Regions from separate parts of the Mus musculus genome. Here region 1 is linked to region 2. Evidence: chromatin loops called from intact Hi-C (ENCODE). Cell type or tissue: gastrocnemius. All regions are shown on one strand. Each heading gives the region's core, and the rest is flanking DNA. Links, peaks and the distances in the headings are about the cores only.

Region 1 (10,403 bases), core at 1,326-9,325, 50 kb before region 2:
AGAAACCCTGTCTCAAAAAAGAGTCTATCAGTTAGTTTGTAATCACTCAACTGGAAATTCTTACATCTTTTCACTGAGTTGCAAGTTATTTATTGGCTTTAACAATTCTAACATTTTAAAGCTGACACTTGTGGTTAGTGGTTAATATCTGGGATGAGCCAGTCACCCCAGATGAAGCTATACTAGCACTATTTGGCAAGTATTACTTTGTGTTTGAATGTGCAATTCAGTGAGAATGATATGTCATGTTTTAACTAAAGCTACCTATATTCATAACGGGAAACTCTGAATTTAATAGCTAAGGTCTTGCACTAACATTGTGAGAATGAATGTTATAACAGGGTAGTAAGATGGACATGGTGGCATGTATCTGGAATCCCAGTAATCCCAGTGCTCTGGAGGCTGAGATAGGAGCTTAAGTTCTGGGACAGCCTGGGCTATACAAGGAAACCCTGTTTCCAAAAAACAAAACAAACAAACAAACAAAAAAATCAAAAATCCAAAGGTACTGTAAAACATGAGTAGAAAGTAGGAATTGCTTTCTTTCTTTTTATATTTTGTTTTTTTGAGGCAGGGTTTCTCTGTGTAACCTTGATTGTCTTGGAACATAATCTGCAGACCAGGCTGGCTTTCAACTCAGATCTAGCTGCCTCTGCCTCACAAGCTCACTGAGACTAAAGATGTGAGCTGTCACTACTCAGTTGGGATTATTTTCTTTTTTTTTTTGTTTTTTTGAGACAGGGTTTCTCTGTAGCCCTGGCTGCCCTGGAACTCACTTTGTAGACCAGGCTGGCTTTGAACTCAGAAATCCGCCTGCCTCTGCCTCCCAAATGCTGGGATTAAAGATGTGTACCACCACGCCAGGCTGGGATTATTTTCTTTTTTTTTTTTTTTCCATTTTTTATTAGGTATTTAGCTCATTTACATTTCCAATGCTATACCAAAAGTCCCCCATACCCACCCACCCCCACTCCCCTACCCACCCACTCCCCCTTTTTGGCCCTGGCGTTCCCCTGTACTGGGGCATATAAGGTTTGCGTGTCCAATGTGCCTCTCTTTCCAGTGATGGCCGACTAGGCCATCTTTTGATACATATGCAGCTAGAGTCAAGAGCTCCGGGGTACTGGTTAGTTCATAATGTTGTTCCATCTATAGGGTTGCAGATCCCTTTAGCTCCTTGGGTACTTTCTCTAGCTCCTCCATTGGGAGCCCTGTGATCCATCCATTAGCTGACTGTGAGCATCCACTTCTGTGTTTGCTAGGCCCCGGCATAGTCTCACAAGAGACAGCTACATCTGGGTCCTTTCGATAAAATCTTGCTAGTATATGCAATGGTGTCAGCGTTTGGATGCTGATTATGGGGTGGATCCCTGGATATGGCAGTCTCTACATGGTCCATCCTTTCATCTCAGCTCCAAACTTTGTCTTTGTAACTCCTTCCATGGGTGTTTTGTTCCCTGGGATTATTTTCTTAAAGGAAGTTCGTTCCCTCCCTCCCTCCCTCCCTCCCTCCCTCCCTCCCTCCCTCCCTCCCTCCCTCCCTCCCTCCCTTCATTCCTTCTTGGGACAGGATCTTTCTGTTGTAGTCCTGGCTAGCCTGGAACTCACAGAGATTCTCCTCCCTCTGCCTCCAGGTGCTGGGACTCAAGGCATGCACCACCACACTTGGCCTGCCGCTTATTTAACAATCCTGTAGTACAAACTGACAGTTCAACAAATATTTTTGTAAAGGATAAAAGATGATTTGCATATTCAAATAGAGCAGGTCCAACCAATTCTTACTTATATAATAGTTATCAAATTGGAATTAAGTCTGTAAACCATTAGTTGGCAATTTTCCCCAGAGTGTTCCAGCATAATGTTTTATGAAAAACATTATCATGCAATGTTAGGATAAAATTATGTATGTTTTAGATAACTAAGCATTTTAAAGAGTTTATCCCCCCCCCCAAATGCTTACTTTAGACCTTTTTGTCTTGAGCATTTCTTCTATGCAACTGTCTTTGTAGGATTTCTAAGGCATATGCTGGCGTGCTGGCACACGCTTTTAATCCCAGCACTCGGGAGGCAGAGGCAGGCGGATTTCTGAGTTCGAGGCCAGCCTGGTCTACAAAGTGAGTTCCAGGACAGCCAGGGCTACACAGAGAAAGCCTGTCTCGAAAAACCAAAAAAAAAAAAAAAAAAAAAAAGTTTTCATTAATTTTGAATATACAAAGATTGCTTTTCTGACTAGAAAGTGTTCTATTTCAATTCTGAATTTCTCTTTTAAAATACTTTTTTAGATTTTATGTGTATGTGTGTATATCTTTGTGTGTGTGTGTGTGTGTGTCTGCATGTATAGGTACACATGCAGGCCAGAAGGGGGCGTGGAATTCTGTGGAGCCAGAGTTGCAGGCAGTTGTAAGACTCCTGATACATGTGCTGAGAACTGAGGTTGGGTCTTCTAGAAGAACAGGAAGTGTACTTAACCACAGAGCCATCTTTCCAGCGTCTTGTTTCTCTTTCTAGTCTTTCTGTTTTGTTTTCGACCTATGGTGAGGGTAGAGGTATTTGTTTTAAGTGATACTTTAAGTGAGGCATTGAACCCCATGGCTTTGTATATACTAAGCATGTGCTATATCACTGGGATCCATTAACAGCTGCCACAAGCAAGGCTTTGGATTAAAAAAAAAATCCCTCTGCAAGATACTAAAACTTGATATGGTTAAAAATTCAGCTTTGGACATCTGTTAAGCCTACCTAGATGTTTTAGAAGGCATTTCTAGATGAAAGAAATAATAATTTTCAGAAGGATTTCAGGAAGGAAAAGTTAGTGGGTAAGTAGAGATCTTGCTTGGGGCATGTGGTCATGAAGTCTCATTGATGGTGTGTTCTAAGGATTTCTTGATTACAGTCCTTTCTCCTATTGTTTGAACTATAGTAGAAGAATGTATGGTCATGAGTCTGGACATTAGAGTCATTCAGTCCTGTATTTCTGTCCAAACTTTTTTTACCTATTAGCCATGCAGACTTTTGAAAACTGACTTAATCTTTTTAAACTTCGGTTTTCTCATTTATAAGTTGGGGCATTAGTGGCTTTCATTCATAAAGGTTATGCAGATCAGATGACAATACATATAGATGCAACATATATTAAGCTAGGTTGATATTGATTGATGCTTCTACTGTTGCTACTGTTTGAATTCTTCCTGATCCATCTATTCTGCATTGGATTATTATAGCAACATTCCTACTTATCACAGCAGTCTCTTCATGATTTCCTTTCTTCATTCACTCTTTAGTAGTCTGTCTTCCATGTTGTTATCAGTTCCTCTTTCTGTGGCCTTTAGATAATAGAATAATGGCCACAGACCTCTTTTCCTAGCTTAATTATTATCACTTAGTGTGTCCTTTCTCTTTTGGCCCCTTGGGAATCTGATTATCTATTACTCTACAGTTGTGGTTTTCCTTTTCCTCCTCCTCTTCCTTTTTGGCATCTTCATTCAGGTTTTTGCTATGGAACCTGGGCTGGCCTTGAACTTACTCTATAGACCAGTTCGACCTTGAATTTGTGACCAGTCGACCTGTCTAGTCCACCTGTCTCTGCTTCCTGAGGACTGAGGTTACAGGTGTGTAACAGCCACCACAGCTATCTCTCCTCTTTTTTCTTTTCTTTTCTTTTTTTTTTTTTAATAACCTGCCAGTTCTAGTTACCATTACAGCTGCAAGTTAATTATTCTCTGAGATCACAAAGAATTTTGATTTTGCATGTTACTGGTTATTTCATGCAGGTGAATGCTTTTACGTTAGAGGCTAAGTCTTTATTTGTATGTACATAATTTATGTTATTTATTCATTCATTTTAAGACAATATAGTTCTAGCTATCCTGGAACATGTTATGTTGACCAGTTATTCTTCCACTTCTGCTTATGAGTACTGGGATTACAGACACATGCAACTGTGACCTGCTTATATGTATATATATACATATCTGTGTGTCAGTGTTCTATTGCTGTGAAGAGACACCACAATCATGGGAACTCTTATTAAGGAAAGCATTTAACTAGGGCTTGCATAGTTTCAGAGGTTTAGTCCATTGTCATCATGGTGGGGAATATAATGGGATGCAGGCAGACATGGTTCTGGAGAAGTGACTCTCCCTGTCCTATGTGTTAATCCACAGGCAGTAGGAAGAGAGAGAGAGACTGAGCCTGGTTTGGTCTTTTGACACATCGAAGTTCACCCCCAGTCACACACTTACTCTAACAGGGCTAGACCTACTAATCTCTCCCAAGTAGTGCCATTCCCTGATGAACAAGCATTTAGATATGTGAACCTATATGGGGCCATTCTTATTCAAACCATCACAATGTGCATGTATGTGTACACATGCATATGTGTGCCTGTGAAGGTGAGAGGTTGCTGTTGGTAATTTTTCAATCTTATTTTGTGGTGTATGTATGTATGTATGTGTGTGTCTGTGTGGGGGTGTGGGGGTATGTGTGTGTGGATATGTGTTTTGAAGGCCGGCGGTTGCTGTCAGGTGTCATTCCCATTTTATTTACTGAAGGGTAGGTTCTCTTGCTGAACTTCAAGATCACCAGTTAGGTTAGCTAACTAATCAGCTTGCCACAGGGATCCTCTGTCTCTGGAATTACAGACAAACTGCCATGTCTGCTTGGCTTTTTTATGTGGGTACTGGGGAACCTGAATGTTAGTCCTTATGCCTGGCAAGCACTTTATCTATGAAATCATCTCCCTATGCCCTCTCCATCTTACTGCTTGATACAGGGCTAGACAGGCTGGTCAACAACTCACAGGGTTCCTCTTGTCTGTCCTTTTCTAGGACATATCCTGCTTTTACATGTGTGCTGGAGATTTGAATGCTGATCCTCATTTTGTACAGCCCCACTATGCTATTTGACATAAATTATATCTCTATTATATTTAAGATGTATCTGGACATGGTGGTTTATGCCTATAGTCCCAGCACTTGGAAGGCTGATGCAGGAAAATTGCCATGAGTTTGAGGCCACCGTAGGTTCATAGCAAGTGTCAGATCAGATCAGACTACTGAATGAGACCCTGTCTCAAAAAACTAAAACTCAAACACCAACCAAATAAGTAAAAAATATCTTGCAGTGTAGTGTACTGGACATTAGAGGTATATTTTAAAGAAATCAGTGCAGTCTTTTACACTCCCATATAATTGTAAGTAGCATATACTATTACCTGCTAAGACATGCTTTTAGGCCTGTCTGGTGTCTGTCCTGGGTCAAAGATGCCTTTGGTTTGACACATTTTGTGAAAATAGGTGATTATGCCATGTGTCATCAAATATTGCTACATAATGTATTATGAACTTCCTTCTACTTACACAGAACAAATAAAACTTTTCTATAGTTTCATGAAATAGGAAAAGCTCTCTATTCCCTCTGTGGAAACATTATACCCGATCTAGTGTGATAGCTCTGTCCATGAATGTTCTTAAGAATACATTTTAAGCTGGGCATGGTGGTGCATTCCTTTAATCCATGCACTTAGAGGCAGGAAGGAGGCAGATCTCCATGAGCATGAGGCCAGCCTATAACATAGTGAGTTATAGGATAGCCAAGGTTATGTAGAGGGACTCTGTCTCAAAAACAAACAAGAGTACATTTTATACACGTTAAGCCAGACATGGTGTAATGTACCATGTCTCTAATCCTAGTACTTGGGAGGCAGAGATGGAGGATCTCTCTGAATTTGAGGCCAGCTTGTCTACAGGGTAGTCCCAGGTCAGCTAGGACTGCATAGTGAGGCACTATTTCAAATAAAACCAAAACAAACAAACAAAAAAAAAATCTTGAAACAAAATAAACATTTTTAAGAGCTGTGCATGGTAGCACATTTCTGAAACCTAAGCACTTGGGAGATTGAGACAGGATTGCAAAAGTTTGAAGTCATCCTAGGCTACTTAGTGTGTAGTTCAAAACAAAACACCCAAAAGCTTTAAAACCCCAAACAAACAAATTCATTTGGATGCTGCCTGGGCTACATTGTTAAAACGTTTTAAAAAAGCAAAACCAGGAGCTGGAGATATGACTTAGTGGCTAATAACACTTGCTGTTCTTGCAGAGGACCTGTGTTCCATTCTCAGCACCAGCATGGTGATTATAACCTTCGGTGGCTGTAGTTCCAGTGGATCTGACACTCTCTCTGGCCATTGTGGGCACTGCCTGCAATGTCCATATATTCAAGCAAAACACTCGTATATAAATACAAATGAATCTTTAAAAATAAAACATAATATGCATTTTATAGCAATGTTTTATTTCCACAAGAAGAGCGAAGATGTGATTGTTTTTATGTTGTTCATAAACTCAGAAAACCCTAGAAGACACTCAGATAAATGAGACAAGTTGTTTATCTTAGAAAAATAAATCAAGGGCTGGAGAGTTGGCTCAGCTGTTAAGAATACTTGTCACTCTCCAGAGGACCTGGCTTTGGTTTCCAGCACCCACACAATGGCTTATAACAATCTGGGTCACAGGCTCAGGGAATCCAGTGAACTCTTCTGACCTCCATGGGCACTGTGCACCTGTGGTAAACATAGACACAAGCATGTAAAAACACTCATACACACAAAATAAGTAAATCTTAAGAAAAAAAAAAGAAGAGGCAGGCAGATTTCTGAGTTCGAGGCCAGCCTGGTCTACAGAGTGAGTTCCAGGACAGCCAGGGCTACACAGAGAAACCCTGTCTCCAAAAAAAAAAGAAAAAAGAAAATCCCACTTTGCTATAGGGTTGTCAGGTTGGCTTAGCAGGTAGAGTCACTTGCTGCTAAGCTTAACTGCCTGCGTTTGATCCGTAGGACCCATGTGGTAGAAAGAACTGACTCCTGCAAGTTTTCCTTTGTCTTCCACATACAGGTGAAAGTAGATTGGTAGATTGGCTTCTAAGTTTATTTAGCATAAACAAGTAGCTGTTAATGGGTTTCGAAATGATAGAAGTCAAGGTCTGTCTTGTGAGCTGGGCATGGTGCCTTTAAAACCCAGCACTCAAGAGTCTGAGGCAGGCAGGTCTCTGTGAGTTTGATGCCAGCCTGGTCTGTGATCTACTAAGGAGATCCAGGCTGTCTAGCTAAAGCTGCATAGTAAGACCAATAACCAAAATGAAACAAAACAAAAATTTGTCTTGGGTAGAATTATGCTATACAGGGCCCTTTAAACTAGATCTAACTAGAAAAAGTGGCTTAGTGGTTAAGAGCACAGGCTAGTCTCATAGAAGACCCAGGTTCTATTCCCTGCACTGACAGTACAATACATCTAACATGACATATTAAAAAATTGTTTTGTTTCATTATTAGGTGTCTCTATTGTTATGTATCTTCAGGTGTTGCATATCTATGAATTTATTTGGAGATAAGTAGTGTGGACACTTTAATTTAATTTGGTTTTCTTTTAATCCTGACTCAAAGCTGTCATGATAACCTTATTTTACAGTGTGACTACCTAAGCTAATACAGAAGTAGCTTTGCATTAGTAGCAGGTGACTTTTGGTACATTGAAAGATGAATCTCAAAGTAGTTTACTCTCTAATAGTAGAGTGCAGTATTTCTTGCTAAAACACCAATTTAGGTTTCTGGTTCCTTTCCTCCCTCTTTCCCTTCAGTGCAGCTTGAGTGCTTAAGAACTTGTCTGCTTAACAATTTTTGGATTTTGGAACATTTTAGTTTATTCAGATATTATAAAATTCCCAACTGGAAAAAAATTTAAATTGCTTTTTAGATAGGATCTTATACTATGACTATATATGCCAGGCTGGTCTTGAACTCATGGTAATCTTTCCCATTTTCCTCCCAATTGCTGGGATTCTGGGTATGTGTTATCATGTCTGGTTTTTTCTTTTTAATATAAAGAAGTGAATGAATAGTAAGAATACTTTTGTTTTTGGTTTTTGAAAGGACCTTATTGAGCCTTTGAAGTAGCTCAGTGGGTAAGGGTGCTTCTTGTTGAGCCTAATGATTTGAGTTCCACCTAATGTTTGAAAGGCAAGACCAACTCTCCCAAGCTGGATTGGCCCAGGGACTCCCTGTGTGGCTGAAGGCGACCTTGATCTGCACCTCCAGCCCTCTGCCTTGATAGTGCTAATAGCTGGCACACCGTGCCCCATTTATACAGATGAAGCTTTCATGATTCTGAAAGAAGCTAAAGGGCAAACCTAAGATAGAAAGAGATGTAAACGGGAGGATTTTATGCTACATGCGGCAGGTCCCACCATACTCCCTTCTTATCTTCTGGAATTTGAGGGGAGGAGGCCAGTTATGAGACCGTCTTCTTCTGCTGTCCTCCCTCTTCTGCTCATTTCTTTCAGAGGGTGGATTTGGAAACTGGAGTGTTGGGAGTGAATTAAGAGAAGGAACGAGAACTCACTCGTTGTTAATCAAGGACATTCCATTCTTTGGGGAGATTTCATACTGATGCATTTCCTGTTGAAATTTATTGTCAACAGTGAACAAGCGTACTTGACTTTTTGTTGTTTTAAGACAGCGTCTTTCTACACAGTCCGGGCTGGCTTGGTACTTGGTATGAATGTATGTTAGGCCAGACCTGAAGTGATCTCCCACTTTTATCTCTTGAATGCTGATATTACAGACAAATGCCACCATTTTATAGCCTGCTTTAGTTATTTTTTATTTGTTTGTTTGTTTTTGGTTCTTTGAGACAGGGTTTCTCTGTGTGACAGCCCTGACTTTGTAGACCTTGCTGAGCTCCAACTTAGAGCCACAGAGATCTGCCTGCCTCTGCCTACCAAGTGCTGGGATTAAAGACTTGTACCACTGCTTCTTTTACTTCCTAAAAGTTTATTGTTATTTACTTATTTTCCTCCCTGTTCTCCAAGGCCTCAGACCAAGCAAATTTCTAAATACTAAAGACTATGTCCTTTTTTTTCTTGTTTTCTTTTTCTTTCTTTCTTTTTTTTTTTTAAGAATAGTTTAATCCATATTATGTTAAATTAGAGTATACAGGGACTCCAAATAAAAACTCTTTTTTTTTTTTTAAATAAATGTTCTTAGGAGGTCATCATATATGGAAAAGAAATTTGTAGTCATACTTGTTTCTTAAATAATTGTTATTTTTTCCTTTTTTTTTTTTTTCCCTCACAGGGTTTCTCTATGCAGCCCTAGCTGTCCTGGAACTTAGTCTGTAGACCAGACTGGCCTTAAACTCACAAAGATCCTCCTATTGTCTCCTGAGTTCTGGGATTAAAGGTGTGCTCCACCACTGCCCAACTGTTTACACTTTACTTTTTAAATCTTTTGTTTTATTTTATCATTACTGTATGTATGAGTATTTTGCTGACATGTATATCTGTGTAACACATTGTGCTTGGTGCCTGTGAAGATCAGAGGAGGGCTTTAGCTCCTCTGGAACTAGAATTACACATTGTTGCTAGCCTTTATATGGGTGTTGGGTTTGAACATGGGTCCTCTGAAAGAGTAACAAGTGGTCTTAATCACCAAGCCACATTTCTAGCCCTGCATTGTTTTTTGTTTGTTTGTTTGTTTGTTTGTGTGTTTGTTTTTAGACACAAGGTTTCTTTGTGTAGTCCTGGTTGTCCTGGAACTTGCTCTGTAGACCAGGCTGGTCTAAAGGTGTGCCTCTACTACCTGGCTCTGCATTGTCTTTTTTTTTAATCTGTGTTTCTCAAGCTTTAATGTAAGAAACTCATCATGTGTCCTCTCTGCTGAATTACTTCTCTTGTCAGTTGTGCATTATTAACCCAGTTTCTTTGTTATTTTTTTCATCCACTGAGCTATTTTGTTTTCCCCTGGAGATTGAACATGCTAGCCAAGTGTACTACTATAGGCCTATAAATCACAGTAAGGTTATTTTTGTGTATGTTAGTTACAATTTGTGAATGACTGAAGTAACTCAAAGAATAAGCTCTTTGAAGGTAGAACAAAGGTTGCAGCTTAGCTCTGTCTCTACAAGTTACAACACTTTTCTTAGCCTGTGCTTTCTGTATGTAAGGAAAGATCAGTGTCTACTTTTTTGCTGTAAATGAAATGAGATGTGAAACACCAAACAGATATTCAGTTTTGGTCACTCCTCTTGCAGTTGAAATTGAAGTTTGGAAAGAAAGTCTTAAGTAGACAAAGACAGTTGTATTTTATCAACTATAAGAAACACTTTTTGTTCCATCTTCTTAAGATATATCCATGTTGTGGTATGGTTGGCTATACTGTAGTTGTCATTGTTAGTGCATATAATGGCAGAACAAGTATCTGTTGGTTTGAATTTCAAACCATTCCATTCAATGCTTGGAATAGAAATGTTGGATCCAGTGGGCTTTTGATGGCCCATAATATATGATGTGGGAAAACTTGGGATCTTTAACTAATATATAAGAACGTGATTCAGATCTGGGTATAGTGGCT
Region 2 (10,403 bases), core at 717-8,716:
TGTCACATATTCCAGAGCTGGAGTCACAGTCCATTGTGAGCCACCAGATGAACTTCAGATTACAGACGAGCCCAAGTGTTTCTAGCCACTGAGCTGTCTCTCCAGGCACCCCACCCCCCTTTTTTATAACCAGACTTAAGTTGTAGAGAAATTTAGCATCATAGTCAAATTGAGCAGGATATATAGAAGAGTTCTCATATATCCCTTGTCTCACATGTACAGCTTTTTCTCCTGTTAACATCCTGTACCTGACTGGGACATTTGCTACCTGCATGAAGCTGCATATCATTCAGTCTAGGACACACTAGGGTTTAGTCTTGGTATTGTATTATGTGGATTTTGATAAATCTATAATGGTATGTATCTTGCATTATAGTGATAATCTGTATAATCATAATAATACGTTTGCTCTTCTTAAAATACTCCGTAGTGTTTGTTCTTTTCTACTCCCCAGTCCCTTTCACTATTGATCCTTTCATTTCCACTGTAGTTTTCCTTTTTCCTGAATGTTTTATGGTTGGAATCATATAATATATATATAGCCATTTCAGGTTGTTTTATTTGCTTATTCATTTTGCATTTAATAATCTTCTACCTCACTTAATGGCTTGTTAGCTCATTTCTTTTTCATGCCAGATATTTTATTGTCTGAACATACCATAGTTTACCCATCTGTCAACTGAAAATATTTTCCTTATTTTATGGATAATGAAATTAAATATGAGAACTAGTAAGTGGCCCAAGTTCACATTTAGTATGCATACCAACTTTGAGAGTAAATTCTATAACCTTAGCCAGTAGTCTCTAATATAGGGTGCCCACACTTGTTATGTATAATATAATTATATAAATCATTTATGAATGAGTTTTAGTGGCACCCGTGCTGTGGATTGCTTTGGTATGTTGCAATGTACAACTGTTTTCTTGTGGCGAAGTAAAGTGGATTTATAGATGATATATTAAGTTCTCTTGCAAACTTAACAGTTTAAAATTATAATTGGGAACATAATTAATATTGAAAGTAATTCTAATAATGCATGCTTAAGTAAGCACAAAGAACAGAAATAACTGATTTTTTAAAAAGTTGCTCATTAATTTTAATGTGAAGACAATGATTTCTGTCTGTGTGGTCCCCCCCCCCTTTCATTCCTCTTTTTCCCTTTCTGGAACTCACTGTGTAGTTTACATTGGGTTTGAATGGTTATCCTGCGTACCTCATAGGCAGACCTTCCACCACTAAGGCAGAGCTTTGGTTTTGATACAGGGCCTCACTGTTTTTAGCTTATCTACCCTTCAACTAGCTCTGTAGTCCAGACTGGCCTTGAATTTGAGCTTCGGGCCGCTAAATGCTGTGATTCCAGATGTACACACAACATGCTGAGCATGTTTCTGAATTGTCAGTGGAGGCTTAGGTGACGTTGGAAAGAGGTAAGTAAGTGCTTTGGGGATTTGATAAATTAACATTACATGGAAGCTATGTATGCTGGGCTAGTCAGAGAAATTAAATCAAATACATCACACACACACACACACACACACACACACACACACACACGAAACACTAAAGAAAACTTGTACACTGGCACTGTATGCTTAATGAAGGATCTTTTCTTGGTTTAAGGGAATTCAACTAGTTAAATTCTGAAGTTTCTTAGAATTTGTTAATGGTAGGTGGTATTATATATATGTTAGCTAAAAAGCATTTTTTAAAATTTAGCAGTTTTGTGTGGAAAATATTGGTTTGGTGAATCTTTGTTAGATTCGTCTCTAATTTTGGAATGGCTATTTTATATTAAAATAGAATAAATTATATTTCCTACTCTTTAGTATAAAATTTGGTGAAGAATTGGATACAAATGCTATATGTGGTGTTCCAGAGAACTCTCATCCTCTGGATTATAAAAAAACTATTCCTTTTATAGAAGGAAATAAAAACTTATGTATGAAATGTAAAATCTAATTGATAAAGATAGCGATGCATAAAAAGTTATAAGATACACAGTGCAACTACAACTAAGTCAGATTTATGTGATTACATATCAACTCATAGGCTGGGAAACATTTCTCATGAAATTTCAAGGACATAAGTTGGATACCTAGAATTCCCATTTAAAAAGTAGGCATGGTGGTTATGTGCTGTATTTTGAAATTTGCCATTGCAGTGGCTTGACTAAGAATGACTCCCATATGCTTACGTATTTGAGGGCTTGGTCACGTGAGAGTGAAGCTGTTTGGAAAAATAACAAGGATTAGGTGTGGCCTTGTAGAGTAGATGTGGCCAGTGGGAGGAAATGTGTCACTGGGATGGGCTTTGAGGTTTCAAAAGTCCATGCCAGGCCGAGTCTCTTTCTCTCTACCTATGGATCTGGATGTAGAACTCTCAGCTGCATCTCCAGCACTTTGCTTGAGTGCTGCCGTGCTTCTCACCATGATGATAATGGACTAAGCCTCAGAAACTGTAAGCCAGCCCCAATTAAATGTTTTCTTTCATGAGATTTGCCTTGATTGTGGTGTCTCTCACAGCAACAGAATAGTAACTAACGCAGCATTTCAGAGTGTGGGGTTTTCTGTTTTGTTTTGCTTTTTATCTTTTTAAAATGTTTTATTCTTTTGAAATTACAGTTTTATTTTCTTTCTTCCTTTTTTCCCTCTAACCTTTCTCATTTACCTTCATACTTTGCTCTCTTTCAAATTCATGGCCTTTCTTTTTTTTCTTTTTTTTTATTACGTATTTTCCTCAATTACATTTCCAGTGCTATCCCAAAAGTCCCCCACACCCTCCCCCCCGAAATCCCCTACCCACCCATTCCCATTTTTTGGCCCTGGCATTCCCCTGTACTGGGGCATATAAAGTTTGCCTGTCCAATGAGCATCTCTTTCCAGTGATGGCCGACTAGGCCATCTTTTGATACATATGCAGCTAGAGTCAAGATACTGCATTTAATAGTAGTTTTCAGTTTTCAGTCACATTAATTATAATCACCATTTGTTATGTAATTTGCTGTATGCTCGGAATTGTTCTGATGTTTAGATTTAGGCTTCTTTCTTGTGCACATTTTCCAATTGAGTAAGCTGAAGTTTAGAGTTGTACATTATCTTGTCATTGATAAGTAGTAGGGCTAGAATTTGACCCCATAATTGTTTAGCTTCACATCATATATATCTGGGCTGGCAAGACATCTCATTGGTAAAGCCACTTGCTGTTCAAACCTGCCACCCTAAATTTGATTCCCATACCCATGTGAAGTTGGAAGAATTGACTCTATAAAGTTGTCCTCCGATTGCTATATGTGCCCCTTACCCACATTGTGTGTGTGTGTGTGTGTTTGTCTATGTACTTAACTTGTATGCAATAGTAAAAATTTGAAAGACCATGTACAATGTTGTGAAATATTGTTAGTTTCTCATACAAGTTACTATTATCTGAGAAGAGGGGACCACAATTAAAAACATGCTTTCATAAGATTGGCCTGTAGGCAAGACTCTGGGACATTTTCAAAATTATTGATGGATGTGGGAGCCCACTGTGGGTGGTGCTATCCCTGGGCTGGTGGACTTGGAATGTCTAAGAAAGCAGGCTGAACAAGACACATAGAGCTAGCCAGTAAGCGGCACTCCTCCTTGGCTTCTGTATCATTTCCCTTCCTCCAGGTTTCTGCCCTGACTTCTAGATGATGTACTACAATCTGTAAGATAAAATAAGCTCTTTCCTTCTCAAGTTGCTGTTGGTCTGGTGTTTTATCACACTAACTAATAGAAAACCCTAAGACATACTAGGGTAGACATTACAATTGAGAGATTTTACTATTTTTTATGTTTTGTTGTTTTTTGCCTTTAAAACAGTTCAAAATTATTATCTAGTACTGTATCTATAGTTGTGTTAATTTCCCCTTTAAAGCCTGCCTGAGTATTCAGCTCTTCCAGGAAGCTTTGATGATCCTATGATGTCATTTATAGCACTGGCTGCCTTTCCTTAAGCTGGTTCACTGTTAGTTTTTAGTCTCTTTACCTAAAAGTGAATTTTAGATTAAATATTTGACTATTCTCATTTTAACAATGACCTTTTTTAAAGAATAGCAAACATTTCAGCTGTGTCCAGTACTTGGAGTAACATTAGCATATAGTTGAAAATGCTCAGGTAATACTTAAGTGAAAACCTTGCACACATACATACCTGCTATGCTTTGTCTCAGCCTTTGCATCCCCTCTTCACAAAACCCATTTAATTATCTAAGCATCATTGAAGTTGATCTATTACTGCTTTTATTTATTTTTTATTAGATATTTTCTTTATTTACATTTTAAATGTTATCCCCTTTCCTGGTTTCCCCTCTGAAAACCCCCTATCCCATCCCTCCTTCCCCTGCTCACCAACTCACCCACTCCCACTTTCCTGTCCTGACATTCCCCTACACTGGGGTATCAAGCCTTCACAGGACCAAGGGCCTCTTCTCCCATTGATGACTGACAAGGTCATCCTCTGCTACATATGTGTCTGGAGCCATGGCTCCCTCCATGTGTACTCTTTGGTTGGTGGTTTAGTCCCTGGGAGCTCTGGGGGTACTGGTTGGTTGATATTGTTGTTCCTCCTATGGAGCTGCAAACCCCTTCAGCTCCTTGGATCCTTTCTGTAACTCCTCCATTGGGGACCCTGTGCTCAGTCCAATGGTTGGCTGCAAGCATCCACCTCTATTTGTCAGGCACTGGCAGAGCCTCTCAGGAGACAGCTATATTATACTTCTGTCAGCAAGCACTTGTTGGCATCCACAATAGTGTCTGGGTTTGGTGACTGTATATGGAATGGATCCCCAAGGTGGGGCAGTGAGCTATGCACAGACAGCCTGGTCCACAGTCGAGCACAGGCCTGGAACCCTGGTGACTCTTAGGGTCAAAGGTGTTTGGCCACGCCTCCTGGGCCCCTGGCTATAGCCTCCTACACTCCCCACCCCACCCCCACTCCTGCAGAGAGGTGTGTGACCATCAGTCACATCAGCAATGCCCCAGCTCCTGATATTCTGTGTGGACTCCACCCCCACAGTTACCTGGCAACAGCCAGGATGGTCCAGCCCACTATAAAAGGAGCTGCTTGCCCCCTCCTTGCTCTTTTACTTCTTATTCTCTTGCTCTTACTCTTCCTCTCTGTACCCCTCTCTCCACATGGCCACAGTCAGCCTCTGCTTCTCTACTCTCTTCCTGTCTACAATAAACACCTTAAAACCATGGACTGCCTCTTCTCATCGGGATCTGCCCATGCTGGAGCAATGGAGCAAGTCTTCCCCTTTAAATAAGCCAGTTTGTCTAACTTCCTGCCAGGAGATCTCTCTGTGTTCTCAGCCACTGTTGCCACCAACCCAAGCAACCCACCCTGCAAAAAACTCTGCTCGTCCCTGCAGTAACCTAGCAGAGCTCTCTCCTCCTACCCTTTTCCCTTTTGCCCCTGGACCAGAGTCCGCCCGAGGGTCCCCACCCATTCTCAGCTCTTCTGCAGTACCCAGTGTCTGTGGTGCTTGAGAGTTGGGAGCCCGACTCCAGCAGGTCCATGGGGACCCCAGACTGCGCCTTCCCCACCCTGGAACGGTGGCCTGGGGTACACTTAGTCAAACTTACTGCGCTGGCTTGCCCAGCAGCCCTAGTCCCGAGTGGATGCAGGACCCCATTTTTTGTCCCACAAGGTGAGGCAGTCTCTGCTCCACAACTTTGTATCTCCTCCCGTGGGTATTTTGTTCCCCCTTCTAAGAAGAACTGAAGTATCCATACTTTGGTCTTCCTTCTTCCTGAGCTTCATGTGGCCTGTGAATTGTATCTTGGGTATTCTGCACTTCTGGCTAAGATCAAAAACTCATGTGACAGCAGAAGCTGGCAAGGATGTGGAGAAAGAGGAGCACTCCTCCATTGCTGGTGGAATTGAAAGCTGGTACAACCACTCTGGAAATCAGTTTGGTGGTTCCTCAGAAAATTGGACATAGTACTACCTGAGGACTCAGCAGTACCACTCCTGGGCATATACCCAGAAGATGTTCCAACATATAATAAGGACACATGCTCCACTATGTTCATAGCTGCCTTATTTATAATAGCCAGAAGCCGGAAAGAACCCAGATGTCCCTCAGCAGAGGAATGGATACAGAAAATGTGGTACATTTACACAATGGAGTACTACTCAGCTATCAAAAACAATGAATTCATAAAATGTTTAGGCAAATAGATGGAACTAGAAAATAGCATCCTGAGTGAGATAACCCCATCTCAAAAAAACACACATGGTATGCACTCACTGCTTTTATGTTTGAAATAAGAAAATGCAGATCAAGACAAGTAGATGAACTTAAAGTTCAACCCATGTTTGCTTGTGCTCCACCAGTTTGCTAGAGACTCAGTGATAGCTACTCAGGGAAATCACTGTGAACTTTGTTAAATTGTCAGTATCTTATCCCCATGGCATAGTCTAGTCAACTTGTAACATTTATTCTATAGTACTTCAGGTACTAGGGAAGAATCTTGTAAATTTTGCTTTAAAATTTAAGGTGGTACTTTGCACCCAGCACTGGTTCTGTAGCAGCAGAAGGATCTTAAGTTTGATGCCTCCCTGTCTCTAAAAATCTAAGGGCAGTTCAGGCCTTAGATGGCTTAGAGGCTAAGGGCATTTTTGCCACTAGCTGGACAACCTGACTTTGATCCTTAGGACCCACATGATGGAAGGAGAGAGCCAACTATTTTATCTCCATATCTGCACTGTGGTGTGGTACACACAGATGCACACATACTCCCATACCAAGCAAATAATACGTCTTTAAAAACTAAAAGAGAGTTAGTGATGGAGCAACTTTAACTTAAAGAAAAATGAGTGACTTTACTTGTTATTCAATACTACCTAGTTTATCTCAGGATTTACCTTATTATCAATAAATAAAATGCATGTTTTCTAATTCATTTTATTGAAATTGAAAAGCAATGAAAAGCTTGAGTGGTATAGGATATACAGTTTAAATAGAGTTGATGCTTTAGTAACTTTCTCTACTCTTTGAGCTTTGAGATGTTATGTTTTATTGATGTGATTATTTTTGTAAATACATCATATTATTGATATAATTATTTATTAACTTGATGTTTTTTTAATGAAAATAGAAACTGTCTTTGTTAGTGTAAGCTTAGGCTTTGACATCTGCTTTTAGTATTAGTGACATCTTTTTGTAAGCAATTATTTATGTTGTATGTTGTAAGCTTAAACAGATAGAAATTGCAAAATAGTCCAATTAGATACTCTACTTGACAGTTTTAGTGTCTGTTTCCCTGAGGCAGCTTAGAACATGATATTTAGACTAGGCTGGCCTCACAGAGATTCACCTGCCTCTGTTTCTTGATTGCTGAAATTTAAAGTAATTGTGGTTTTTGTTTGTTTGTTTATATTTTGTTTTGGAGACAGAATCTATACATGGCCATCCTAGAACTCACTATGTAGACTAGGCTGGCCTTGAACTCAGAGACTCATCTGCCTCTGCCTTCAAGCTCTGGGAATTAAAGTCATGTGTCATCATGTCTGGCTAAAGGTTTTTGTTTTTTTGGGTTTTTTTTCTGAAAGACTTAAAAATTTAGCTTTGACTCTTAAGTGAAGTTTAATTTTTGTGCAAAAAATGGAATTTTAAAAAGGGTTTTTAAATTGTATTTACTAATGTGTCCCATTTCTAGTTGCAGTAGTTACATGATAAATGGTTTTACTTTAAAACAAGTAACACTGAAGTGTTTTTGTGTCATGATCATTTTTATTATCTTAAGTTAATTTGATTTTGGTGTGTGTGTTTCAGGAATCTGATTCCTCAAGATCCCTTCACTAGTTAATAAGAACTCAGTGTTAAAAATAGACAGTGTGTGACACCTGCTCTGCAAGTGACATTGTTAAAAGAAAAACCATGGAACTGGGAGAAAATAATTGCCAAAAATTATTCATATCACTAATATAGGAAGAACTCTTAAAAGTGACGAATAATAAATGCCAAAAAATGACAGAACTTTGTAGATAGTAAAGTTGAGCGATTGGAGAGATTCTGGGGATCAGGCAGGAGTGGAGGCACCAGAAGGCTTGGGGCAGTGAAACTATGGATACACAATACTGTTAATTTGATAAAACTGATAATTAGTAAACAGTAATACAAGCCATAAACTTTAGCTAATGTGCTAATATTTCATTAATTGTAAGAAATGCATTATACTAAGAAAGATTTTAGTCATAACTGGTACAGACAACTAAGTAGGAACCCTGTACTTCCTGTTCAATTTCTTTGCTATGAAAAATAAAGGTGGCTATTTCTATAGAGTGTGTGTATAATCATTCACCACAGTGAGGGTGATTTAGTTCAACAGTTATTTACTGAGTTAAGTCTGTGAACTGTGCCAGGTTTTTTATAGTTCTATTCTTTAAAGAACTTATTTATAGCTGTCAATCAAAATGTGTAGTGATTTGAGATAGCATGTGTGATTTTATCTGAATGAATTGAGTAGTCCAGAAGTATTTTAAACTTTGAAAAATGATCTGGATCCGAGTCTCTGCCTAACTAGCTGGTTATCTTATGTAAATTACTTAACTTTTAAAAACTTTCTGTTGCTTATCTACTGCATAAAAAAAGTTCACAGAGAAGTTTGGACATCTTGTATACAGTAAACTCTCAGATACTAGCTTGATGATTAGTTGTGCATTTGTCCATCCATCAAGGAAAGAAGAGCGGCTTTCCTCTGCTTTGAATGTTCAGACGCATTTGAGCATTTCTTCTGAATTTCCACCTCTGTTCCCAGATGGCTGTTGTCAAGCATGAGATACCATTTGCTTGCTGATTAGATACATTCCAGCTTCTGCTTTGGAGAAAGAACTGCTTTTACAGCTGGCTTTGACATCAGCGGGTAGCCCAGTCATGCTGACTGGTGTAACAATTTTAAGTTTGAAAACAGGAGAAACCAAATCAGTTCTCCCCAGTAAAAATCTTGTGATGAAGGCTTTCACTCTAGCTACTTTTCACCCTGAAAACAGGACATTAAATGTATTAGACATTTTAAGTGGTATAGTTTTAAGGATGTTTGCTGACTTATTAATATTTTGACAAAGCTAAAATTTTAGACGTACTTTTTAAAAAGTTCAGAGGCTATAATTTGTGTTTTTCCACTTGATACTTTTTTTCCCCTGATGCCAGAACAGAACCTAGGATTTAAAGTATTCTAGACAAGGGCTTGGAAATGCTTTAATAAACTGGGCCAAATTTAAATCTTAACTAATTACCAAATTAAATCATTATCGGGAGATGACAGCAACTATGAAAATATTGCAAACCCTTTTCCTGACAGTCACAATGCTTTGTGGAAGAAAATGTACTAAATACAAGGAGTGGGGGAAAACCCCAAAAAACAAAATACCCAGAGACCCATGACCAAGACTGTCATTCTTAGGTAAGAGTTCTGTTGAAAATGGAAGACAGAGTAAAAGCTAATGAAAGCTTGGAACTCAGTTTGTAGATGATGCTTGCCTAGAATTTACCAAGATTTTTCTTTTGAGTCTAAGTGCTAGAATTAAAGTTATTCACTACCATGCCATGACACTATTGGAATTTTAGAAGCAACCTAGAGTGCTCTGTTCTATAGACTTTTTCCTGATTAAATCTTGAATAGTATTTCTGTTGCAGATTTTTTTCCTGTAGAAAAAAAAATTAAAGGAGAAGGTTGAAGAACACTTAAATAATTAAGTAACTGAGGTACTTAATATTCACCATTGGGTAGATTTAGCTATGTGCCTCTTTTAAAATAGGGTGGCTTTTATTAAATAGCTGCTAAGATATATATTCATGTTGTCAATAACATTGTGTAAACCAGATATATATCATGTTCTAAGGACTTATGCATGCGCTTTCTGTTGTGAAATTGGCACAATACCAATGCCTAGTGGAGAACTAAGTATATTTTAGACAGATAAGCTGTCTGTCCAACATATGCTAAGGTAGTACTGAATTTTGTATAAATAGGGTGATTTAAAGATAACACAACATATCTCAGTTATTAGATCTTTCTAAGAAAACATTTAAAAATGGTTTGTATGATTCTATTTTAAGCATTGCAATAATAATGTTGCTTTTACTCTGAATCGAATAAAAGAAAGATAGGAGAGGGGCTTTTGCTATTGTTTGGATTTGATTTATGAGAGTCTTACTATGTATAGCCTAAACCTACACACACACACACACACACACACACACACACACACACACACACAAATAGATACATATACATACATATGTATTTCTTTTTTATTGGTTATTTTATTTATTTATTTATTTCAAATGTTATCTTCCTTCCCAGTTTCCCCTTCATAAACCCAACCCATCTCCCCCTCCCCTGCTTCTATGAGGGTGCTCCCCCACCCACCT

The links. Hi-C counts contacts between places; a loop is a spot of excess contacts. Peaks named below come from ENCODE experiments on the same cell type or tissue, not always from the same donor. Only the 100,000 strongest peaks of a DNase experiment are listed, where the experiment ranks them.
Region 1: a loop joins it to region 2, with 2.0 times the contacts of the local background. A loop is called at or near these places in 3 of 42 quality-filtered maps.

What each region holds. Positions count from the first base shown.
Region 1 is chr7:101,111,177-101,121,579 of GRCm38, forward strand. All of the region lies in intron 2 of Fchsd2 (FCH and double SH3 domains 2), which reads left to right. Among named protein-coding and RNA genes, the nearest start is that of Fchsd2, 7.6 kb to the left of the region's middle. In gastrocnemius, for the core only: no CTCF peak of the experiment used is centred there; no DNase peak of the experiment used is centred there.
Region 2 is chr7:101,161,849-101,172,251 of GRCm38, forward strand. All of the region lies in intron 3 of Fchsd2 (FCH and double SH3 domains 2), which reads left to right. Among named protein-coding and RNA genes, the nearest start is that of Fchsd2, 58 kb to the left of the region's middle. In gastrocnemius, for the core only: no CTCF peak of the experiment used is centred there; a DNase peak (open chromatin) is centred at 4,937; H3K27ac peaks cover 31 bases.